3 separate regions of the Homo sapiens genome follow, and all the other regions are linked to region 2. A link is an interaction called in ENCODE POLR2A ChIA-PET data of the cell type or tissue named here. Cell type or tissue: MCF 10A. All regions are shown on one strand. Each heading gives the region's core, and the rest is flanking DNA. Links, peaks and the distances in the headings are about the cores only.

What was found. Peaks named below come from ENCODE experiments on the same cell type or tissue, not always from the same donor. Only the 100,000 strongest peaks of a DNase experiment are listed, where the experiment ranks them.
Region 1: POLR2A ChIA-PET joins it to region 2 with 5 read pairs; 3 of 35 experiments call an interaction of 5 or more read pairs at or near these places.
Region 3: POLR2A ChIA-PET joins it to region 2 with 5 read pairs; 3 of 35 experiments call an interaction of 5 or more read pairs at or near these places.

The regions. Positions count from the first base shown.
Region 1 is chr1:113,649,367-113,657,006 of GRCh38, reverse strand. MAGI3 (membrane associated guanylate kinase, WW and PDZ domain containing 3) reads right to left here. Exons shown (of 21, transcript NM_001142782.2): 14 at 5,801-5,993; 15 at 2,989-3,177. Among named protein-coding and RNA genes, the nearest start is that of PHTF1, 110 kb to the left of the region's middle. In MCF 10A, for the core only: no CTCF peak of the experiment used is centred there; a DNase peak (open chromatin) is centred at 4,026.
Region 2 is chr1:113,538,912-113,546,551 of GRCh38, reverse strand. The region is part of intron 1 of MAGI3 (membrane associated guanylate kinase, WW and PDZ domain containing 3); the gene reads right to left. Among named protein-coding and RNA genes, the nearest start is that of MAGI3, 150 kb to the right of the region's middle. RefSeq lists a silencer at 5,831-6,125. In MCF 10A, for the core only: no CTCF peak of the experiment used is centred there; a DNase peak (open chromatin) is centred at 4,231.
Region 3 is chr1:113,636,914-113,644,553 of GRCh38, reverse strand. It overlaps MAGI3 (membrane associated guanylate kinase, WW and PDZ domain containing 3), which reads right to left. Exons shown (of 21, transcript NM_001142782.2): 10 at 2,038-2,643; 11 at 780-811. Among named protein-coding and RNA genes, the nearest start is that of PHTF1, 120 kb to the left of the region's middle. RefSeq lists an enhancer at 5,389-5,890. In MCF 10A, for the core only: no CTCF peak of the experiment used is centred there; no DNase peak of the experiment used is centred there.

The DNA.
Region 1 (7,640 bases), core at 1,033-6,032, 110 kb before region 2:
AACTGAAAACTACATGATAAGAAGGAATAACACTAAAAGCTCTGAAGTACTAGTAAAGCAAAAACTAGCCGAGTCTTCTTAATCTTAAATAGAGGCCTTTTCTAAGTACTCCATTCATTCAGCACTTAGACAAATTGTGAGGATGCTAGACCTGGATCCCTGATCTTTGAAAAAGTCAACAGTAGAGAAACTCAGAATTCCATAACTGGTACCACAGATGCTACTAGGAACTCTTCTTGAGACATACGTCATCAGAAAATACCTGAGATGAGGTCCATAAAGAATGATCTGGCTGGGCACGGTGGCTCATGTCTGTAATCCCAGCACTTTGGGAGGCCAAGGTGGGTGGATTGCCTGAGGTTGGGAGTTTGAGACCAGCCTGGCCAACATGGCAAAACCCCGTCTCTGCTAAAAATACAAAAAAAATTAGCCAGGTGTGTTGGCACATGCCTGTAATCCCAGCTAATCGGGAGGCTGAGGCACGAGAATCACTTGAACCTGGGAGGCAGAGGTTGCAGTGAACCGAGATCACACCACTCCACTCCAGCCTGGGCAACAGAGTAAGACTGTCTCAAAAAAAAAAAAAAGAAAAAGAAAATACTGATCTATTCTGAGACAGGTTTCCTGCCTTTCCACCTGTGCTAACTCCTTTCTGAACCAAACCTTCTCTGTCATACAGTTTGCAGCAAGTGTTCAGTCTCTGTAAGTGAAAACTCCTCATTGGAGCTTTCCCCAGGACCCTTTTTCTGTCTATATGTGAAAAATAAAATTCTAACAAGAATACTCTCAGGCCTCAACATTTTATGAGATTATTAACTAGCATTTCAGTGAAATTATCAATTCTGGTTTTACACCATGACTGAAAATCTCAAGTACTTTACATAAAATTCATCAACAACCTGAGCCTAATTTACCATTCAGCCTGATAATTAATGAGCTGCAAATACTCATCTCCTGCCACATGTTAGCTGCTGCCTCAATCTTACATTTTAATTGGGCTTTCTTTCCTATCTCATTATTAAGTATTGATGAACTTTTAAAAGTTTTTTTTTAAAAGAAAAGTTAAGAGACGGTGACAATTTTCTAAATAATGATGATGATAACAATGGCAGCAGAAGTTACAACAAGCAACAGCAGCTAACATTTACTGAAGGCCTTGGCTAAGGGCTTCACATACCCTGTCTCCTTTAATCCTCACATTCATGAGACAGGGAGTGTCTCTATCATCCTCATTTTGTGGAAGAAACTGGAGCTCTTGGAGGGAAAGTAATTTGCCCAAGATCAGACAGCTATTAAAAGACATAAGCAGGACTTGAATCCAAGTTTGTTGGATTACAAAACACAACACTTAATGACACTATCTTAAAGAGATGAAGTATCTCCATAGGTAAAACCATCACAATAGTAAAAAATGATTGAAACAAGGAAATATAAAACTACTTAAAGATTTTTAAATTTTTAAAAATTTACCAATATATACAAATAAAAATACTTAATATATTAAAATTTAATATAACATAAATGTTAAATATAAATAAATGTAAAAATATGCTTAAATATATTTAAGCAATGAAACTTATTTTACTGAATTCCTCTATATAGCTTAGTTTTATAGTGAACACTAGACTTTCCCCAAATTTCTGTAGTGCTAGAAAGGGAATATCTTCAATATAGAAAGTGGTTAGCATCTATCTACTAGAGTAATACTTTCACTGTTTTAGTTAATCTGAATGCCTGGTGTTATTGTATGTTACGAGAATGACAATATCATTATCCTAAATGGTTATCTGTTTTTGGAAATACTGATTCCAATGATACAACATGAAAACCACCTAAAAGCTGCTTTCCTTTCATTTTTCTGACACACGCCATATTATCATCCTCACAGCATCAGTGACAGTTCCAGTTCCAAGTGTTTCCATGGCAACTGCTTTGGGAAAATGGAAACTAGCATCAGTGAGCAGTGACCTAATACTATAGCAATAACTCATCCATGTCATGGACTCTTTTTCCCTTATACATTTCCATTAATTTTAGCAAGATTTTTGCAAACTGATTTGGCTCACAACACTTTCCTAAAAGTGTTTTCTTTTTTTTAAACTAAGGTTTTAGCAACCACTTGGTCTAAAAGGATCTCACTATTCAAAACATAATCAAACTGACTTGTAAAGGCAAGGGCACATTTTCATGTGGTCAAAGATTTTTATTATTTGACTTGGAGCTGGTTCTCATATTCAACTGGATTTTATAATTATATTAAAAATTATTATTTTATAGAAATATCAAGACAAATATTTCATTTGCTGAATCGTAACAGCCCTGAATATATCAGATGTAATTCCTCCTTTGATCATGGAACTGATATAAATACATTCATCTTCTGGATTAGAATATTCTGTTAAACTTGGTTCAAGATATTTAGATCCATTTTCCAATTGTTGACAAAATTTTTACCTTTCAATGAAACATTTATAAAAGGTATGCCTCTTATCATTCAACAAGGGTAATTTATAGCTGGACTATGGCAATTATTATTAAATAATAACATAAAATATCTACGACATATTTGGGTCAAGATTTTTCTGTTAATCTGCTTTGCTTCTTCTCAATTGCTTCTAGTCTCTATTTTCTACATACACGATTTATCCTAATTTTCAAAACCTATGTCCCCATTTTCTTAAAAGTCAGCATTATACCTTTCATTAAATCCATATCTATGACATACTGTCTTCAGTATAACCTTGAGGCAAATGGAGCTACTGAGACTTATTAAATATTTTATAGAATGTGAGATAATAGATAAACTTGAAGCCTGGAAGGTTCGGTTCAAATTACCTAATTTTGAAAATAAGGAAAGTATTCACCATTCTTAAAAAGATAAGTACCTAAGGCATTTTATACATAGCTCCTAATTATTTCATAAACTCCAGTGGGAGCCTCAGAAAACTGGACTTGCAGGGAGAGACAATAAGATACAATAGCCCTTACCTCCTGGAGGTGGTTTGTTTTTGGAGGTGAGGATGACAAAGCCAAATCCTTCATTTTCTTTTCGTTGCAAGACAACATCATAGGGCTCCTGGGGTGCAGGCCTGGCTGGGACCTCTGCCCGGTTCAGGCGGGGAGATCCATTCTGTGTTGAAATGAAGGCCTGAGAGCTGTCGTCCTCGGGTTGTTTTTCTGTAATAAACATGATCAGTTTTGATATGTCTGGAACATCATAATTTCTGGTGACTAAAGTGTTTTTATGCTAAGCCTCTCACAGAAAAATTCAGTTTCTAATAACATAAAGAATAGAAAAGCAGCCCCACATGTGAGCTTCGGGTATAATCTGAGTGCAGATGTAGGCAACAGCAGTCCATCCGACTTCCCAAATACTCAGAGTGGATTACTGAAAAATACATACAATCTCATGTTATCTCATTTTTTTTTTTCCCCGAGATGGCGTCTTGCTCTGTCACCTAGGCTGGAGTGCAGTGGCGCGATCTCGGCTCATTGCAACCTCTGCTTCCTGGGTTCACGCCATTCTCCTGCCTCAGCCTCCTGAGTAGCTGGGATTACAGGTGCCCACCACCATGCCCGGCTAATTTTTGTATTTTTAGAAGAGATGGGGTTTCACCATATTGGCCAGGCTGGTCTCGAACTCCTGACCTCATGATCTCATTTTAAAGGAAGCTTTTCAAAGTTTCTGTGAGATTTGATAGTAAAAAAATTCTTCCTAAAACTGTTTTAGTTCCATCAAGTTTTATAACATGGACCAATAATTTTAATGAAACACATAATGAGGAATGACACATGAACTTCCTTTTAAAATCAATTATAAATATAATTTAGCTCAGTGACTGATATTCATTGATGTCTGTCTTAGAGGTTAAAGCATCAGGGCAGAAATGCTGCCCCATTATAACAGTTTGCTACCTGTACAGGATTTGTCTTATATGATGTGTTTTGCAACTGCAGTTTCCTGAGTGATGATATAAGATGAGTTCATCATTAGCAGTTCTCAGCCTTCAACCTCCCCAACCTCCACCCCTCAACTTGCTGGGACACATAACAAGCTGTCCACATGAATAGCAAACACTTCTGGGCATAGACAGGGTCATATGAAATTCCTGACAAATGGCCAATTAACCTACACCTTTTTCTGCTCTTCAAGGATGACATCAGAACTTGAGAATGACACAAAGTCCTAACTGATTTTTTAAAAAGGGCATATTTTTTGCCATAATTTGGTACAAACCATCGTTAATAATAACCACAACACACTGCAGTCATGTCCATATTTATAAGGTCTCTTTCTGGCTGAAAATTCACATGGTTTTAAGAATATGTTTTTTTCTTTTTTTTTTTCAAAATGCATAGTTAGAATGTATTAGCTAAAATGTCTCCAATAATACCAAACTACTATGAAACTTCTTCATGATTCTTTCCAGGGAAGAGCGTAGGTTGTATAACATCACAATTTTACTGTAAGTAGTTACATTTGGCCTCCAACACAACCAAATTGAGGCAGTACTGCATTACAATCTATATGCATTCTAAATGCCTGGTATTTACCAAAGGAGGCAGGCCTTTACTTTGAATGTTGCAATAAAAAATACAGTGCCTCATTTTTAAGAGTGATGTAAATATTCATCCAATTAACAACATTTATTAATGTCCACTTTGTACCAGACAGGCACTCTTTTAGGTGCCGAGCTTACAGCAGATAACTACACAAATAAAAATTCATACCTTCATGAGGCTTATATTCTTGTGCTACAGAGTTGTATTTTTTTAATTTTAAAGTGGAAAGAATTCACTTATAAGAATTTCTATTTAATTATTCATAAAGCTACTGGCGAGAAACTATAAGAGATATTCATATCCTAATGCTATGGTTTAAACCCTGATCTCTGAATTAAACTGCAACTTTTAATCCAGGCCCTACCTCTTACCAGTTATTTGTTTCTCAACCTTTCTCTGAGTAATCATAGAACTAGATAATGACCTCATAGTGTTGTGAAGATTAAATAAAATAATCCATGCATCTAGGACATAGTAAGCACTCAATAAATGTTAAATTATACTAAAACTTCTCAAGTAGAAACATCCTACTTTCCTTTAGTAGCTCAGATTTCACTGGGATCCAAAAATCTTTGTATATTCAGCTAGTGGGATATCTTGGTATGACTAAATAATTTTGTATTTGTTATTTAAAAAAAAACAAAACAAATTTAGGCTGGGCACAGTGGCTCACGCCTGTAATTCCAGCACTTTGGGAGTCTGAGACAGGTGGATCACTTGAGGTCAAGAGTTCGAGACCAGCCTGGCCAATGTGGTGAAACCCCGTCTCTACTAAAAATACAAAAATTAGCCGTGTGGTGGTGTGTGCCTGTAATCCCAGCTACTCAGGAGGCTGAGGCAGGAGAATCGCTTGAACCCAAGAGGTGGAGGTTGCAGTGAGCTGAGCTCATACCACTGCACTCTAGCCTGGGTGACAGAGTGAGACTCTACCTCAACTCAACAAAACAAAACAAAACCGGATTTAAATCAATACTCCCACCTATAATACATTTGCAAAATGCATCAATATATGAAAATAATCTTAATATAGAAGCCCAAAATTTATTTTTTTATAGTAGTATTATTTCTGAATCCTTTTGTGTTTGCATAGCCTTCCACAGTGAGGCCCTGGATCACACCAAATGGGTTATCTTAGATACTACTGAATGTAATAAAATAACCTGCAAAACTACACAGGAAGTAGACTAGTATCTTTGTTTCTTTTTTAACTTTTCAGAGCAGGAACAAGTTCACACACCTCCATAGAAGATCTTCCGTCTGACAGTTAGTAACACATGGCCATTTCGAGCAGCAGTTGTCATGAGGTCCAAGACTTGTTTGTGTGATTTCCCTTTAACAGGAATTCCATCAATGCACATTAGTTCATCAGCTGCGCGGAGCCGACCATCTTTCTCAGCTGCTCCCAGGGGAATAATAGCCCCAATATATATCTGATAAGATAACAAAGTACAGTTTGGTCCACAGTGTAAAGTTTAGCTGAAGAGTTAAGGAATTCCTAACTTAGCATTGTGCAAACCAACAGATTTTTGCAGTTCAACTATGAAAACAGTTATATTTTAGAAAGGTATTATCTGAGAAAGTGCCCATTCTCCAAAATGGCACTTCAAATAACCACATTGTATTATGTAATCCCTTATAGATCCTCAGGGCTGTGTACAAAGAAAATAGAAAATACAAAGTTGTTCGATAACTCAAAAAGCACAACCATTATCCCTATCATTACAATGAAACAAAACACTAAACTCAGAAAATATAAATCTGCAGAGTAGCTATTAAAAGTCTGTTCAATGTCATCAGGCAAGATTTTCTACATACTGTTCACAGCAACTGGGATCATTCTCAACAGTACTCCCATCACATATGACTAACGGTACAAGTTCAATATACACAGCACAGAGACATTTCTTGTTTCTAAATCTCAGCGGGAACAGAGTGGCCTGAAGCTTCACTTGCATCTAGGTGAACAAATCTGGTTCATTTTGCTCACCAGCATTAGAATCCTGTAATTAGGCAATCCTGAATGTTTAGGCTAGTTTCAGAGCTGCTAAAATCTGACATTTAAGAGAAAAGAAAGGTTTCTTCTAAGTTGTTTGAGACAAATTCTTAAAATGTCTAAGTGAACATTATGAGTATCAACAAAATAGGAAGCAATAAAACAAAAATACAAATACCAAGAACAATTAAAGTATCTAGTATTTGTTCTACATAGGGCAACCTGCCTTAAGCTTTATGTGTCTCCAATGACTGTTGTAACTGTAACCAATATGACCAATTAGAACAAATTTATACTACATAAATCAAATGTTCTATTCAGAAATAAGAAGCCTGTAATTTTTAAAGATTATTGTTCTTCACCTAACTTCCAACCATATTTTTTGATATATAATATATTGATATTATATAAAATAAAATGCAAATATGTTCTTAAAAATGCTACAGAACACATTACTTCTTTGTTATTCAAACCAAGAGCAAAACTTAGAAACAAAACCCACTACATTTGTTCTCTAAAACAAGTTTATGTGAGAATCATGTGTAAACAAAATCCTAGACTTCAAATGCTTTGCAAATATAACCCTTATGCCTCTGGACAAAAATATTAATTATTTTATATTCCTCTAGTTTCAAAGGTAACAGATGAAATGACATGCAAAGTACTGAGCATGAAAATGCCAACCTATTAATAAGACGAGGTGAAACAATATGCACAGGCTCATGCCAACCATTTATGGAGCATCCAGAAGATAGAGTAATAGTGGGAAAGAGGACATGGGATTATAGGCTTCTTAGAGAAGGAAAATGTCTTAGACTCTGTTTAATGAGGGCAAAGGAAAATATAAACTTAAAATAAGCTTTATGTAGTTATTCACACAGAGAAGTAAATAAATTAATCACTGTCTAATTTGCAGCTGACATATTCAGTTTTTACCCACAGTTTTTAGCCTCAGCTACACCACAATAACTGAGGGACTATGATAATAATGGAAATGCAGTTATTCTTCATATTAATGAAACTGTCAGAGAAAAAAAAACTTAAAACACACCATAATCCACCAAATCACCACTCAAAACGTTTG
Region 2 (7,640 bases), core at 1,201-6,200:
CAGCCTAGCCAACATGATTAAACCCCATCTCTACTAAAAATACAAAAATTAGCAGGGTGTGGTGGTATGTGCCTGTAATCCCAAATACTCCAGAGGCTGAGGCAGGAGAATCGCTTGAACCTGGGAGGCAGAGGTCGCAGTGAGACAAGATCGTGCGGCTGCACTTCAGCCTGGGCAACAGAGTGGGACTCTGTCTCAAAAATAAGCAAATAAATAAATGTGATATTTTATGTAAACATCTGCAAGTATTCAAAAAAGTTATCACACTTTTTTGAGGCTAGAAACAAAATATTACAAGCATCAAAGAAATATCAATTATGAAAGTTTAATAAGTTAACTATGGACTTGCATTCTCTAAAAGTAACAATTAATTAAAAAATATATTGGATGTAGCAGCCATCATGGACTGCCAAAAGAACTTCCTAAGTGAACAAAATATATGGTTCTCTCTTTGATATGATTCCAGGGAATTTGTATTTTTTTAAAAAATATGTAAATATCTTGAACAGGCAGCTGACTGTGGGATTACCAGAAGGCCAACAGACACATTAACTCAGAAAGACACTGCTGAATATATCTGTATTATCAATTTGTATATGAACATCTGCCTTTTGTTTAGGGATAGTTCACAGGAATGACATTTCAAGGGTATGAAAAACATCCAAGTGAGCTTACTATAGTTGTTACTGAACAAAGAAAAGATTCTTCATAACGTTAGCATTCTTAACATAGCCAGACTTTGCTCTAAATGCTAATATTACGCCTTGGCTTCTAAGTAATTTATAAGTCAAGGTTACATATGTAAATTAAAAACAGATTTATATATCTTACAAATACAGCTTGGTTGCAAAAAAGTCCCTAACAGAAACCTCAATCATGAATAAATCCAGGAACTCAAGTTTCAACATACAAATCCTTAAAAAAACTCGTTAACTACAAATCCATACTTTCTGAATATATGCAAATTAATGTTCACCACCAGTTCTCTGTGAGGAACCAGTATATAAAGTAACTATTATTTAACTAAACGCTGGGCATGCGGGCATGGCAATGGCCAGGCAAGCAGCTGTAAATCAATCTAATTACAATCTAATTTCATCATGTTTCCACAAGGATAGTTAAGGAAACACTGTCAACCACTTGGCGAAAGTCAAGATACAACATGTCTTTACTATTCTCTAATCCAATAGCAATTATACAACTAAAAATAAAGCAAAAAAAAAATGAGGTCATTTTGGCATGTCTTATTCTTATAAATTCATATTGATTCATGGTGATCATCCCATTCTCTTCTAAACACAATATTTCATTTTTTTACAATCTCTTCAAATTTTACCACAGTTTAAAGTAGGGAATTGGTCTTGGGTTTTTGCAATATACTTTATTCCTTTTTGGAAACTAGGACATTTGTCTCTCTCTTGTCTCCAAGTATTTACCCCATATTCTCAGTGATTTTGTAAAAAAAAAACAAAACAAAACAAACAAACAAAAAACTATATTTTGTTAAAAAAAAAAAAGTGACAATAACCCTACGATTATACCTGAGTCCGTCAACTCCTGGGAGGCAATACATTTCAGTATTGAAAATTTAAATTCATTTAAAGTGAATGATACTCCATCTTCTCATATTTTTTGTTTGTTTGTTTAATTTCCTCTGTTTCAGGTTGTTTGTTTTACCTTTTACTATAGGAAAAGGATTTCTGCTATTGCAAGATTATAGAAGCAAAGTAAGAATTGTATAGGTCTGATTTTTACCTGTAAACAGACATTAAGAATATCTTCTTCAGACAGTGAGCTATCTCTTCCCTCTTGTTGCTCTTGCTCCAAACACAACCTTAAAAGCTCTTTGTGCACTCTGAGGCATCTTAGTTCCTTTTAAATTTTGGCCTTTGAAGAGAAAATTCTTAAATGTTTATTTCTTAAAGTCTTAGCACTGTATAACTGTGTGATGATTATGTGCTCCTTTCATCTATTAATCATGCACATCCTTTAAGAAACCTGAGCTGTTCAGGGCATTTTGTACACCTATAAGAATTTCTTCTAATAATTTTTCTTTTAGAACTCTCTAGCCTTGAAATCACAGCCATAGATGCTATAATCTTGCAAATATCTGTTTTCCTTAAAGGCAAAGGATGGGCATAACCATGTTTCAGTTCTCTTCTTTACAATGATGTCTGTAAGACAACTTGGTGACTTTCCCAATAAACTGTTCAATACAACCACATCAACACACAACCAATATTACAAACTAGTCCTTTTCCATTAGACCAGGACTCAGAATAGCAGTCCCTCTTATTACTTCTTCTACCTCATGAGATCTATAGCAGTAAGGGAAGCCTCCATGAAAGTGGTAAGATTAGCCTAATGCCAGACTGGCTCCCTGGCTCAAGGAAGGGGATCCCTAAAAAATAATAAATCAAACTGTCTACTTCTTTGTAAAAATAAAAGTATTTACAATGCTTTTCTAGATAATCAGTATCTATACATTTCATAGTAAAACATATTCATTCTATGACACAAAAGCTGTTCAAAAATACCATATACATTGTTAAACCTAAATTGTCAGCTATCTAAAGGCCAAGGCCATGGTTTATTTTTATTGATTTAGTTTAGTTTTTATAGATTTAGTGTGTACCTAGAAAATAGAATAAGTTAATCAGTTTAAATTTTTTTTTTTTTTTTTTTAGATGGGGTCTCACTCTGTCAACCAGGCTGGAATGCAGAGGTGCGATCTCGGCTCACTGCAACCTCCGCCTCGGGGGCTCCAGCAATCCTCCCACCTCAGCCTCCCAAGTAGCTGGGACCACAGGCACACGCCACCAGGCCAGGTTAATTTTTGTATTTTTGGTAGAGACAGTGTTTTGTCATGTTGCCCAGACTGGTGTCAAACTCCTGAGCTCAAGTGATCCGCCTGCCTCAGACTCCCAAAGTGCTGGCTGGGATTACAGGCATGAGCCACCATGCCTGGCCTTAATTTGTATTTTTAACTATTCATTTGACCCTCTCCATCCTTGAATACATGAAATTTTAGAAGACAGTGCTCACTTAACTGATACAGCACTCTTTAATAGTCTATCTACAAGTTTATGTTAAACTGTGTTTCTTCAACAATGAAACTGATTTTATTTTGGCTCAGTCAAAACACTAAAATAAATTCTTCATCAATTTCTTCAATTCTTCATTAAAGCAGCAAGCTCTATGAGTCTTTAAAGTAGGTTTTAATTATAGTTTATATGTCAATTCATCAAATTTTGTTCTTTATTTATTAACATTTTAAAACATATTCACAAAATGGTATCTGGACTGAAATATAAAATAAGGCTAAGCTAACCATTTGAATCGATTATCTTCTGGCACCATTGGGTATAACAAGTCTACAGCAGGAAAAGCCAAAAACACTTCTTTCTGTGGAAGAGGCATAGGAATGAGACAAGAACAAGAAATGGAAACACTGATGACTAGGGCTGTTATTTTAGAATTATTATCATTATTATATACATATTAATTATATTTATTATAGTATATGCTATATGTTTTAACTCACTCCTCATGATAACCTTTGAAGTAGGTGTTATTATTATTCCCATTTTATAGGTAAGAAGCTAAAGTATTGAGAAGTCAAGTAACTTGGCCAAGGTTACACTGCTAGTAAGTGACAGACCTGGGATGTGAACACAGTCAATCTGTCTTCAGAGCCTACACTGTAAACATTGTAAGCGCTGTCCTAGAATATCCCTGTTTCTTTCTCTCTCTCCCTCTCTCTTTCTCTGTGTGTTTGTGTGTGTGCACACGCGTATGTACCTGTGTGTGTAAGAGACATGGTCCCTTTTGATGAATTTCTTCTTTTGCATAAGCTTATAGAGTACAGGTTTCCTGTTTCATAACAGCCTACTTTTCCATGACACAGTCTAGTCATTTCTGAGTTCTGAGGAGTAGGTACTTAGGGCTAAACGCAGTGAATGAGAGTGAGCCCAAAGGGAACTTAAAGTCTTGCAGGGAAGATAAACATTGAAGAAGAAATTTCAAACGTGGAAACATTATAAAAGAGAAGTACAGGAGTTCCTCTTTATCTAACGTTTTGTCTTCCACGGTTTCAGTTACCCACAGTCAGCCTTGGTCTGAAAGTATTAAATGGAAAGTTCCAGACATAAACAATTAATGAGTTTTAGATTGCATGCCATTCTGAGTGCTGCAATGAACTCAACTCCCATACCGTCCTGTTCCATCCCGCCTGGGATGTGAGTCATCCCTTTGTCCTGCTGTATCATCTCTATATCCATGCCATACATGCTACCCACACATTAGTTACTCAGTAGCTATCTTAGTAGCTGTCTGGGTTATTAGATCAAAAAACATAGTATATGTAGGATCTGGTACAATCCATGGTTTCCGGCATCCACTGGGGGGTCTTGGGACATATCCCCCAAGAATAAGGAGGGGGGGACTACTGTACAGAGTATTGTGGGAATTTACAACTTAGATCCTAAATCTGGGAGTTATGGGAAGACTTCACTAAGTGCCATTGTAGCTGAAATCTGAAAGATAAATAGGAGCCAGCAAGGCAAAAAGGGCAGTGGGGGAAATGTTGGTAGAGGAAACAAGACATGCGACAGCACTTACTTGAGCTGGGGAAGAACACAGTGGTTAGAGGAACTGAGAGAAATCCAGTGTTGCTGGCTCTTAGAAAGTGAGGAAGAGTCCACACAATCTGAGATAAGAGTTCCATAGACCAGTAGGTTACGCAGAACCTTGTAACAATAATTTAAAAGAACATCCACTAACTCAGGTCTGACACTAAAACCCTTTGCAATTCCCATAAGCTAACAACTATCAACATATTCTTTCTGGTCACCTCTATATTCCACATCTGTGTTCAAATGCTTTCTCATTATTTCTAGTCTGTCTCCTACTTAAAAGAATATATCCAAGGTTTTAAACTCAGAAGGTTTATATCTACACATTTCTCTAAGTATGCCACGCTCGTTACAGGCAAGCAGGAACTTAATGGATTTTTAAAATAATTTATATAATTAAATTCCTCTCCAGTCCCAAGTGTGAAAAGCATTAAATACTCTGGAGTCTCTTGAGCCATTTCCATTTTTAAAACTAGTCAGTTTTTCAAGTTACAGTTTGAAGAAACAGACTAAAGCAATGAAGCAATGTTATTATATTCTACATAATAGAGCCACCACCTCAGCAGTCACAAGAAAGGCTCCTGCTAACAAAGGTCACATTCTTCGTCTATATTACGAATTATGGCAATAGTAAACATTAAAATGGGAGTGTCCACTTTCCATAGGTTCCTGGAAGGGGCCATCACAAATGTATTGGTCAGATTTCATCTGTTGCCCTGGGTCCTACATATCACTGGCATTTGAAGGTCAAGCCTGCTGGTTTCCTTACACATGCCCAGAAAGGTTTTCTTTTCTCTCTCCCCTTCCTTCTTATTTCTTACATTCCTCCACTTCATCCTTCCTTTATTATTTTTTAATGCATTTATAATCAGAAGAATTATAATCATAGCTAGAGAAAGAACTCTTTGGCTTAAGCAGCCTATACATCTGGAAAATCCATGAGCTCTACCAAACTAAAAATATATATTCTAAAAGTCTAACACTGTTTATCACATGTAGAATTCCACATTAATGCAGCATCAAAATTGCTCCCTTATATTCAAATTATGTATAACTAAAACCCATCATGCTGTGGACTTTTTTTTGTTTTTATGATTTTTATTTGCTTAAAAAAGCAAGTGTTTCTGTGTATGATGTATTTACAAATAACAATCATTTCTCTAAAAAACTGTCAGACACATGGCCAGGGATCTGAGATGTAAAGAAAAAGAGGTGGTGCCCCAGAGGAAAATGCTATTGCATCTATATCTATATTCTCACTTCTGAGGCAACTACACCAGTCTGTCAACACCCAGCTCTACCCTTCTAACCTCCACACCCAATTGTTTTATCTAGTGGTTTCAGTTTTGTGTCTACTCTAACTAGTGCTCTACAGTGCTGTGTACACATAAATCTACAGTGCTGTGTACACATAAATAAGGTTAAAGCAAAAGACCTGCACATTGACCGCTTGTCCACCTGCTCTGAAAACAAGACGTGGGCAGAACTCTGGAGTCCACACTAAGAAGGTCATCTTTTCATCTCTCCTCCCCATTGGTTCTTGCCACAGAACAGTGGGTACGTGTCTGCTTCCCTCACTGGATCTTAAGCATGTGTGAAGTCAGAAATTATGTTTTGTGTGTCTCTGTATCCTCCAAAATATCTAGCATAGTGCTAAATAAACGCTTGTCTTAAACGTGCAAAAATGACATTTTAAATAATGTGATTGTTATACTGATAGTGTTTCCAATAAATTCATATTAGAAAAATACTTTTACTGTAGACTTCAAAGACACACAAACCCTTTCACTAAGCAACATCATTAAAAGTAATGTTTTGGCCAGGTATGGTGGCTCACACCTGTAATTCCAGCACTTTTGAGAAGCTGAGATGGGTGGATCGCTTAAGCCCAGGAGTCCGAGACCATCTCTATTTTTTGTAGAGATGGGTAAAATGCTGTCTGTATTTTAAAAATACAAAAAATTAGCTGGGCGTTGTGGTGCACACCTATAGTCTTAGCTACCTGGGAGGTTGAAGAGGGAGGATCACCTAAGCCAGGGAGGTCGAAGCTACAGTGAGCCATGATCGCACCACTGCACTCCAGCATGGGGAACAGAATGAGATCCTATCTCAAAAAAAAAAAAAAAAGTAATGCTTCAATATATGACAATGCAGTCCAATGCTCATGATATATTTTAAATGAAAAAAAGCAAGTTACAAAATAAAATATTTGGTATGAATCCAAATTAAACATAACTGAATATATGCAAATACCTAATGCTAGATGACGAGTTAGTGGGTGCAGCGCACCGGCATGGCACATGTATACATATGTAACTAACCTGCACATTGTGCACATGTACCCTAAAACTTAAAGTATAATAATAATAAATTAATTAATTAAAAAAAATGTAAGCGACACACATAAAACAAACTCATTCTTAAATACTTAACAATACTTAAGGTATTATCAAAGGATGTAATTACCTTGTGATTTTGAAAAGCATTTTAAATAAACTTTTTGCTTTTTCTTTTTTTTTTTTTTCTGAGACGGAGTCTCTCTCTGTCACCAGGCTGGAGTGCAGTGGCGTGATCTTGGCTCACTGCAACCTCCACCTCCCGGGTTCAAGCAATTCTCCTGCCTCAGCCTCCCGAGCAGCTGGGACTACAGACGCACACCACCACGCCCAGCTAATTTTTGTATTTTTAGTAGAGATGGGGTTTCACCATGTTGGCCAGGATGGTCTCGATCTCTTGACCTCATGATCCACCCGCCCTGGCCTCCCAAAGTGCTGGGATTACAGGAGTGAGCCACCACATCCGGCCTTAAATAAACTTTTTTCTTTAAAAACATTTTTCTTCATAGCTTTTGTTTTTCAAATTTTCTGCAGTGAAAATATGTTACTATAATGAAAAAAAAAGTTTTACAAACTGGAAACCAAATTGTGAAAAATTGTGCCCTTTAAATGTCATTAATGGAAAAGGAGGCCTAACATAGTGGACCATTATGACAAAAAACTTCCAAGT
Region 3 (7,640 bases), core at 1,168-6,167, 98 kb before region 2:
ATCCCAGCACTTTGGGAGGCCGAGGCGGGCAGATCATGAGGTCAAGAGATTGAGACCATCCTAGCCAACATGGTGAAACCCTGTCTCTACTAAAAATACAAAAAAATTAGCTGGGTGTGGTGGCGTGCACCTGTAGTCCCAGCTACTTGGGAGGCTGAGGCAGGAGAATCGCTTGAACCCCGGAGGCGGAGGTTGCAGTGAGCCGAGATAGCGCCACTGCACTCCAGCCTGGGCGACAGAGCAAGACTCCGTCTCAAAAAATAAATAAATAAATAAAAAATAAATAATAAAAAAATAAGCCTAATTTAGTCTTAAAAGTAAGAAGATTATCTAAAGGTGCATGCATATTTATAGTCCCCACAAAATTATGTGAACTAGTACGTCTTCTCTTCAGGCAGGGGCAAGACGATGTAATAGTTTATCATCTGTCTTAACATTTAGGTCCTTCCTACCTTGTTTCTCTGAAACACAAAAGTAAAAAGACCTCTAGGTTGGTTCTTTAATGTGTTCACATTTTATAACTTAGAGAACAGGATTATTGGTACAATAGGCCTTTAGTAATCCTCCAGTTGCAATACTTAACCAGTGGAGCACATCTCCTCACTAGGGGGCTTTTTCAAACGCTTCCCTAGTTTCTAATAAATACAAGCCAAGGGCAGCATGCCTCCTAACTTCTCCCAGTCGATAATCATCACCACAGTGAGCTCCTCTTACAGAGGGGAATGTGGCATCTCTCTCAGTGTGTTGGGGAAAAGATTTGAGGACCAGTGTATACTCACCATTTTGGCAGTTTTGGTTGGTGAAGGAGGACCTTAAAAAAAAAATGAACCAAAGTTTAAAACCAGAGGATGCATTCCCAGATCACAAATACTGCTAATGTTTACGATAAAACTAGCTTCAACTTTTAGTACGCTAGTAAATTCTGTGTCTAACCTCCTATGTACCAGGCATTATACATATATTATCTCATTTCATTTTTATAACAATCTGAAGGCACAAATGTTATGACCATCTTACAGAGAAGGTAAACTAAGATTCTTTCCTATACCAAAGAACCAGTAAGTGGCAAGGCAGGAAACTGACATCAAACCTGTGTGACATTGAACTTTGGTGTCTTTGTTATACTTGTTGAAGCCCTGGATTACTCTCAAGCACTCACAAAGAGATTTCTACCTTACTTGGAGCACATTCCACCATCACTCAGAGAAGAAACCCATGTGAATCAAAGAAACGAGAATAAGAAACAACTCCCAAAGAAGCTGAAGTGCTCGTTTGCCTCAATAGTGAAAAGTAAAATCCAGAGAGATAAAAGAGTAAGTGGCTTTTATTCTTTAAGATACTAGTCACTTATAAGTATGGATTTAAGAAAGCATATTAAAATTCAACTTTGTGATTATTCCTTGGAACTGAATTTGTAAATGTCTGGGAGGAGTTCATGTCAGCTGATGACCTTGGAAAATAAAAATTATATTTCTCTCACATAAGCACTGTGTGGTTTAATTAACATTTACAGTCAGATACTAGAGCTTAAGATGAAAACTTTATGAGCACATGCTATCATGATTGCCTCTGCAGAACAGATTAATACACCATCCAACATTTTACTTATCCACAGAGATGCTAGCTCTTTCAAAACATCTTTGGTGCATTACAGAGGTCCAGATGACACACCATTGGTTGAAAGAGTCAATTTCTATTACTGTCATCAACAGAGAAATGAAATTAAGAGGATGTATTTCATTTGAAGTATCACAATGCTGTGACTCTCTCTAATCATTAAAGCCATGAATCAGATTTTCAAAAGAATACAGAGGGAAATAAATCCATAATGGACATGAATGAAATCACTAATAATTTTTTAAAAACTGCTGAAAAAGACACTGCTTATGGAAACAATCAGACAGAACCTTAAGGAAAATGCACACTAATTACTAGTTAAGTCTGCTGGGAAAACACATTCTAAACTGTAAGGAAAGACAATCAGTAGATATAAACGCTTGAACACTGAAACTTTTTCTATGTTGTGCTTTTACTTACCTCCTCTTAAGATAAGCAATGGTACATCAGCACCTACTGGAAACTGCTTTAGCACCTCTACCACTTGGAGATGTGTTAAATTCTGCACATTTTGATGGTATATTTCCTTAATTATATCTCCTTTCTGAAGGCCTTGACACCACTGACTATCCAGTATCATTTTCACCTTCTGTCCAGTAGGGCTGTCAGCAATTGCAAACCCAAACCCTTTAGGGCCCTTAATCAAAGGGATAGTCACTAGTTCAGGCTGGGAGCTGCCTGACGATGCCATGGATACTCTCTGCTCACTTGCATCTGATGGTCCATTGAGACCATCACCAGTCAAAGTGTGTCCCGATTTTCCATTCTGCTCCAGAACCATTGCTCCTGGCTTAAAATCCTGAGGATTCATGCAAGTCTCTCCCTTGGTTAATGACTGTCCATTGATGACAGGGGTAGCAGCAACAATGTCCACAACAGGATCTTCACTGTCATCAGGAAGTGGATAACCACGACATAAAGTGAGGTTTACATACTGATTGACAGGTACCAATTGAAACATCTGGACAACATCTGCATGAGTGTGACCGAGGACACAGTTGCCATTGATGTCTACAATAACATCGCCTGGAAAAACATAATCATGTTAAAAATATTAAAATCAACAAATAAGTTAATTTTTTTGCTAGAGGGGCAAAAATAACTACAATTTAGCAACTAAATTTGAATTTTGGAAACCTCTATTAACTGCTGAAAAGATAGATTTCTAACACAGACCTTCTCCCTTTTCTAACTCCTCTCTAAAATGTATGTATAAATGTCTAAAATCCTACTTATTTCAGTAGCAAAGAATTTTGACTTCAAGCTCAAGTGAATCATTAAAAAAAAAACCCTGATAATTTATATTATCATTGTTAGTATACCCTCTGAGTCATATCTAAGTATCCATGCAAAGCTAGGCACATTGCAGTAGGTATTTAGTACAGAAGCAAATAACTCCACTGACTACTTGTACAAACTGTATTATATTTTTTGAATAAATTAATTTTATTTATATATCTGTATGTATGTATATATACATACACTGAAAAAGACGCTGTCCTTAACCAAACTCTAGACAGGTTCCTCTGAGCTCTTTTTTCAGTAGGCCTCATCCTTGGCATGTCCTCCAGAGCCCAGCTTTAGCAGGAATCCTGCTAAGTTGGTTTAGCCAGAATCACCCACTCTTGATATATGATCTAAGTCCTCATTCCCCACCATTCTCCAGGTGATTACCTGATCACCTCAGCCTGCATTCAGCAAGAATCCTGTCAAGTTCCTATAGCCCCTATAGCCAGAAATCCTCCTCCACCCCTGATATATATATAGATTTATATATATCTCATATATATTTATATATCATATATATAATATATATCTCATATATATTTATATATCATATATATAATATATATCTCATATATATTATATATATCATATATAATATATCATATATATTATATATATCATATATATTATATATCATATATATTATATATATCATATATAGTGTATATATATTATATATCATATATATATTTAATATTATATATATTTATATATATGATATATAAAATATATCATATATAAATATATATATATTTAAATTTTACTTTAAGTTCCAGGATGCAAGTGCAGAATATGTAGATTTGTTACATAGGTATAAGTGTGCCATGGTGGTTTGCTACACCTATCAACCCGTCATCTAGGTTTTAAGCCCCACATGCATTAGTTATTTGTCCTAATGCTCTCCCTCTCCTCGTCCCCCAACCCCCGACTGGCCCTGGTGTTTGTTGTTCACGGCCCTGTGTCCATGTGTTCTCATTGTTCAACTCCCACTTATAAGAACATGCAGCGTTTGGTTTTCCGTTTCTGTGTTAGTTTACTGAGGATGATGGCTTCCAGCTTCATCTATGTCCCTGCAAAGGACATGATCTCATTCCTTTTTATGGCTGCATAGTATTCCATAGTGTATATATACCACATTTTCCTTATGCAATCTATCATTGATGGGCATTTGGGTTGGTTCCTGTCTTTGCTATTGTAAATAGTGCTGCAATAAACATACGTGTGCATGTGTCTTTATAGTAGAATGATTTATATTCCTTTGGGTATATATCCAGTAATGGGATTGCTGGATCAAATGGTATTTCTGGTTCAAGATCCTTAAGGAATTGCTACACTGTCTTCCACATTAATTGAACTAATTTATACTCCCACCAATAGTGTAAAAGCGTTCCTGTTTCTCCACAGCCTTGCCAGCATCTATTGTTTCTTGATTTTTTAATAATCACCATTCTGACTGGCGTAAGATGATATCTCACTGTCATTTTGATTTGCATTTCTTTAATAATCAGCGATGTTGAGCTTTTTTTCATATGCTTGTTAGCCACATAATTGTCTTTTTTTGAGAAGTATCTGTTCATATCCTTTGTCCACTTTTTGACAGGGTCAGTCTATCTTTAAATACCACCTTATTTCTTGAGTTTAAGAAGCCACTGGCTGGGCGTGGTGGCTCAGGCCAGGCGCAGCGGCTCATGCCTGTAATCCCAGTACACCTGAGGTCAGGAATTCGACACCAGCCTGGCTAACATGGCGAAACCCCATCTCTACTAAAATACAAAAAAATTAGGCCAGACGCGGTGGCTCACGCCTGTAATCCCCGCACTTTGGGAGGCTGAGGCAGGTGGATCACCTGAGGTCAGGAGTTCAAGACCAGCCTGGCCAACATGATGAAACCCTGTCTCCACTAAAAATACAAAAAATTAGCTGGGTGTGGTGGTATGTGCTATAATCCCAGCTACTCAGGAGGCTGAGGCAGGAGAATTGCTTGAACCCAGGAGGCAGAGGTTGCAGTAAGCCGAGGTCGCAGCACTGCACTCCAGCCTGGGCAACAAGAGTAAAACTCCATCTCAAAAAAAGAAAAAAAATTAGCCAGGCATGGTGGCGTGCGCCTGTAATCCCAGGTACTTAGGAAGCTGAGGCAGGAGAATCACTTGAACGCAGGAGGCGGAGGTTGCAATGAGCCGAGATTCTGCCATCGCACTCCAGCCTGGATGACAAGAGTGAGATTTGGTCTCAAACAAACGAACAAACAAACAAAAAAACTAAACAGGTGGGAGCCGAGATGGCCGAATAGGAACAGCTCCGGTCTACAGTTCCCAGCGTGAGCGACGCAGAAGATGGGTGATTTCTGCATTTCCATCTGAGGTACCGGGTTCATCTCACTAGGGAGTGCCAGACAGTGGGTGCAGGATAGTGGGTGCAGCGCACCGTGTGCGAGCTGAAGCAGGGCGAGGCATTGCCTCACTCGGGAAGTGCAAGGGGTCAGGGAGTTCCCTTTCCTAGTCAAAGAAAGGGGTGACAGACGGCACCTGGAAAATTGGGTCACTCCCACCCGAATACTGCGCTTTTCTGATGGGCTTAAAAAACGGCGCACCAGGAGATTATATGCCGCACCTGGCTCGGAGGGTCCTACGCCCACGGAGTCTCACTGATTGCTAGCACAGCAGTCTGAGATCAAACTGCAAGGCGGCAGTGAGGCTGGGGGAGGGGCGCCCGCCATTGCCCAGGCTTGCTTAGGTAAACAAAGCAGCCGGGAAGCTCGAACTGGGTGGAGCCCACCACAGCTCAAGGAGGCCTGCCTGCCTCTGTAGGCTCCACCTCTGGGGGCGGGGCACAGACAAACAAAAAGACAGCAGTAACCTCTGCAGACTTAAATGTCCCTGTCTGACAGCTTTGAGGAGAGCAGTGGTTCTCCTAGCACGCAGCTGGAGATCTGAGAACAGGCAGACTGCCTCCTCAAGTGGGTCCCTGACCCCTGACCCCTGAGCAGCCTAACTGGGAGGCACCCCCCAGTAGGGGCAGACTGACACCTCACATGACCGGGTACTCCTCTGAGAAAAAACTTCCAGAGGAACGATCAGACAGCAGCATTCACGGTTCACGAAAATCCGCTGCTGTGCAGCTACCGCTGCTGGTACCCGGGCAAACAGGGTAGGGAGTGGACCTCTAGCAAACTCCAACAGACTTGCAGCTGAGGGTCCTGTCTGTTAGAAGGAAAACTAACAAACAGAAAGGACATCCACACCAAAAACCCATCTGTACATCACCATCATCAAAGAACAAAAGAAGATAAAACCACAAAGAGGGGGAAAGAACAGAGCAGAAAAACTGGAAACTCTAAAAAGCAGAGCGCCTCTCCTCTTCCAAAGGAACGCAGTTCCTCACCAGCAACGGAACAAAGCTGGATGGAGAATGACTTTGACGAGTTGAGAGAAGAAGGCTTCAGACGATCAAACTACTCCGAGCTACAGGAAGAAATTCAAATCAAAGGCAAAGAAGTTAAAAACTTTGAAAAAAATTTAGACGAATGTATAACTAGAATAACCAATACAGAGAAGTGCTTAAAGGAGCTGATGGAGCTGAAAGCCAAGGCTCGAGAACTACGTGAGGAATGCAGAAGCCTCAGGAGCCGATGCGATCAACTGAAAGAAAGGGTATCAGTGATGGAAGATGAAATGAATGAAATGAAGCGAGAAGGGAAGTTTAGAGAAAAAAGAATAAAAAGAAATGAACAAAGCCTCCAAGAAATATGGGACTATGTGAAAAGACCAAATCTACATCTGATTGGTGTACCTGAAAGTGATGGGGAGAATGGAACCAAGTTGGAAAACACTCCGCAGGATATTATCCAGCAGAACTTCCCCAACCTAGCAAGGCAGGCCAACATTCAAATTCAGGAAATACAGAGAATGCCACAAAGATACTCCTCGAGAAGAGCAACTCCAAGACACATAACTGTCAGATTCACCAAAGTTGAAATGAAGGAAAAAATGTTAAGGGCAGCCAGAGAGAAAGGTCGGGTTACCCACAAAGGGAAGCCCATCAGACTAACAGTGGATCTCTTGGCAGAAACTCTACAAGCCAGAAGAGAGTGGGGGCCGATATTCAACATTCTTAAAGAAAAGAATTATCAACCCAGAACTTCATATCCAGCCAAACTAAACTTCATAAGTGAAGGAGAAATAAAATCCTTTACAGACAAGCAAATGCTGAGAGATTTTGTCACAACCAGGCCTGCCCTAAAAGAGCTCCTGAAGGAAGCACTAAACATGGAAAGGAACAACTGGTACCAGCCACTGCAAAATCATGCCAAATTGTAAAGACCATCGAGGCTAGGAAGAAACTGCATCAACTAACGAGCAAAATAACCAGCGAACATCATAATGACAGGATCAAATTCACACATAATAATATCAACTTTAAATGTAAATGGACTAAATGCTCCAATTAAAAGACACAGACTGGCAAATTGGATAAAGAGTCAAGACCCATCAGTGTGCTGTATTCAGGAAACCCATCTCACGTGCAGAGACACACATAGACTCAAAATAAAAGGATGGAGGAAGATCTACCAAGTAAATGGAAAACAAAAAAAAGACAAGGGTTGCAATCCTAGTCTCTGATAAAACAGACTTTAAACCAACAAAGATCAAAAGAGACAAAGAAGGCCATTACATAATGGTAAAGGGATCAATTCAACAAGAAGAGCAAACTATCCTAAATATATATGCACCCAATAC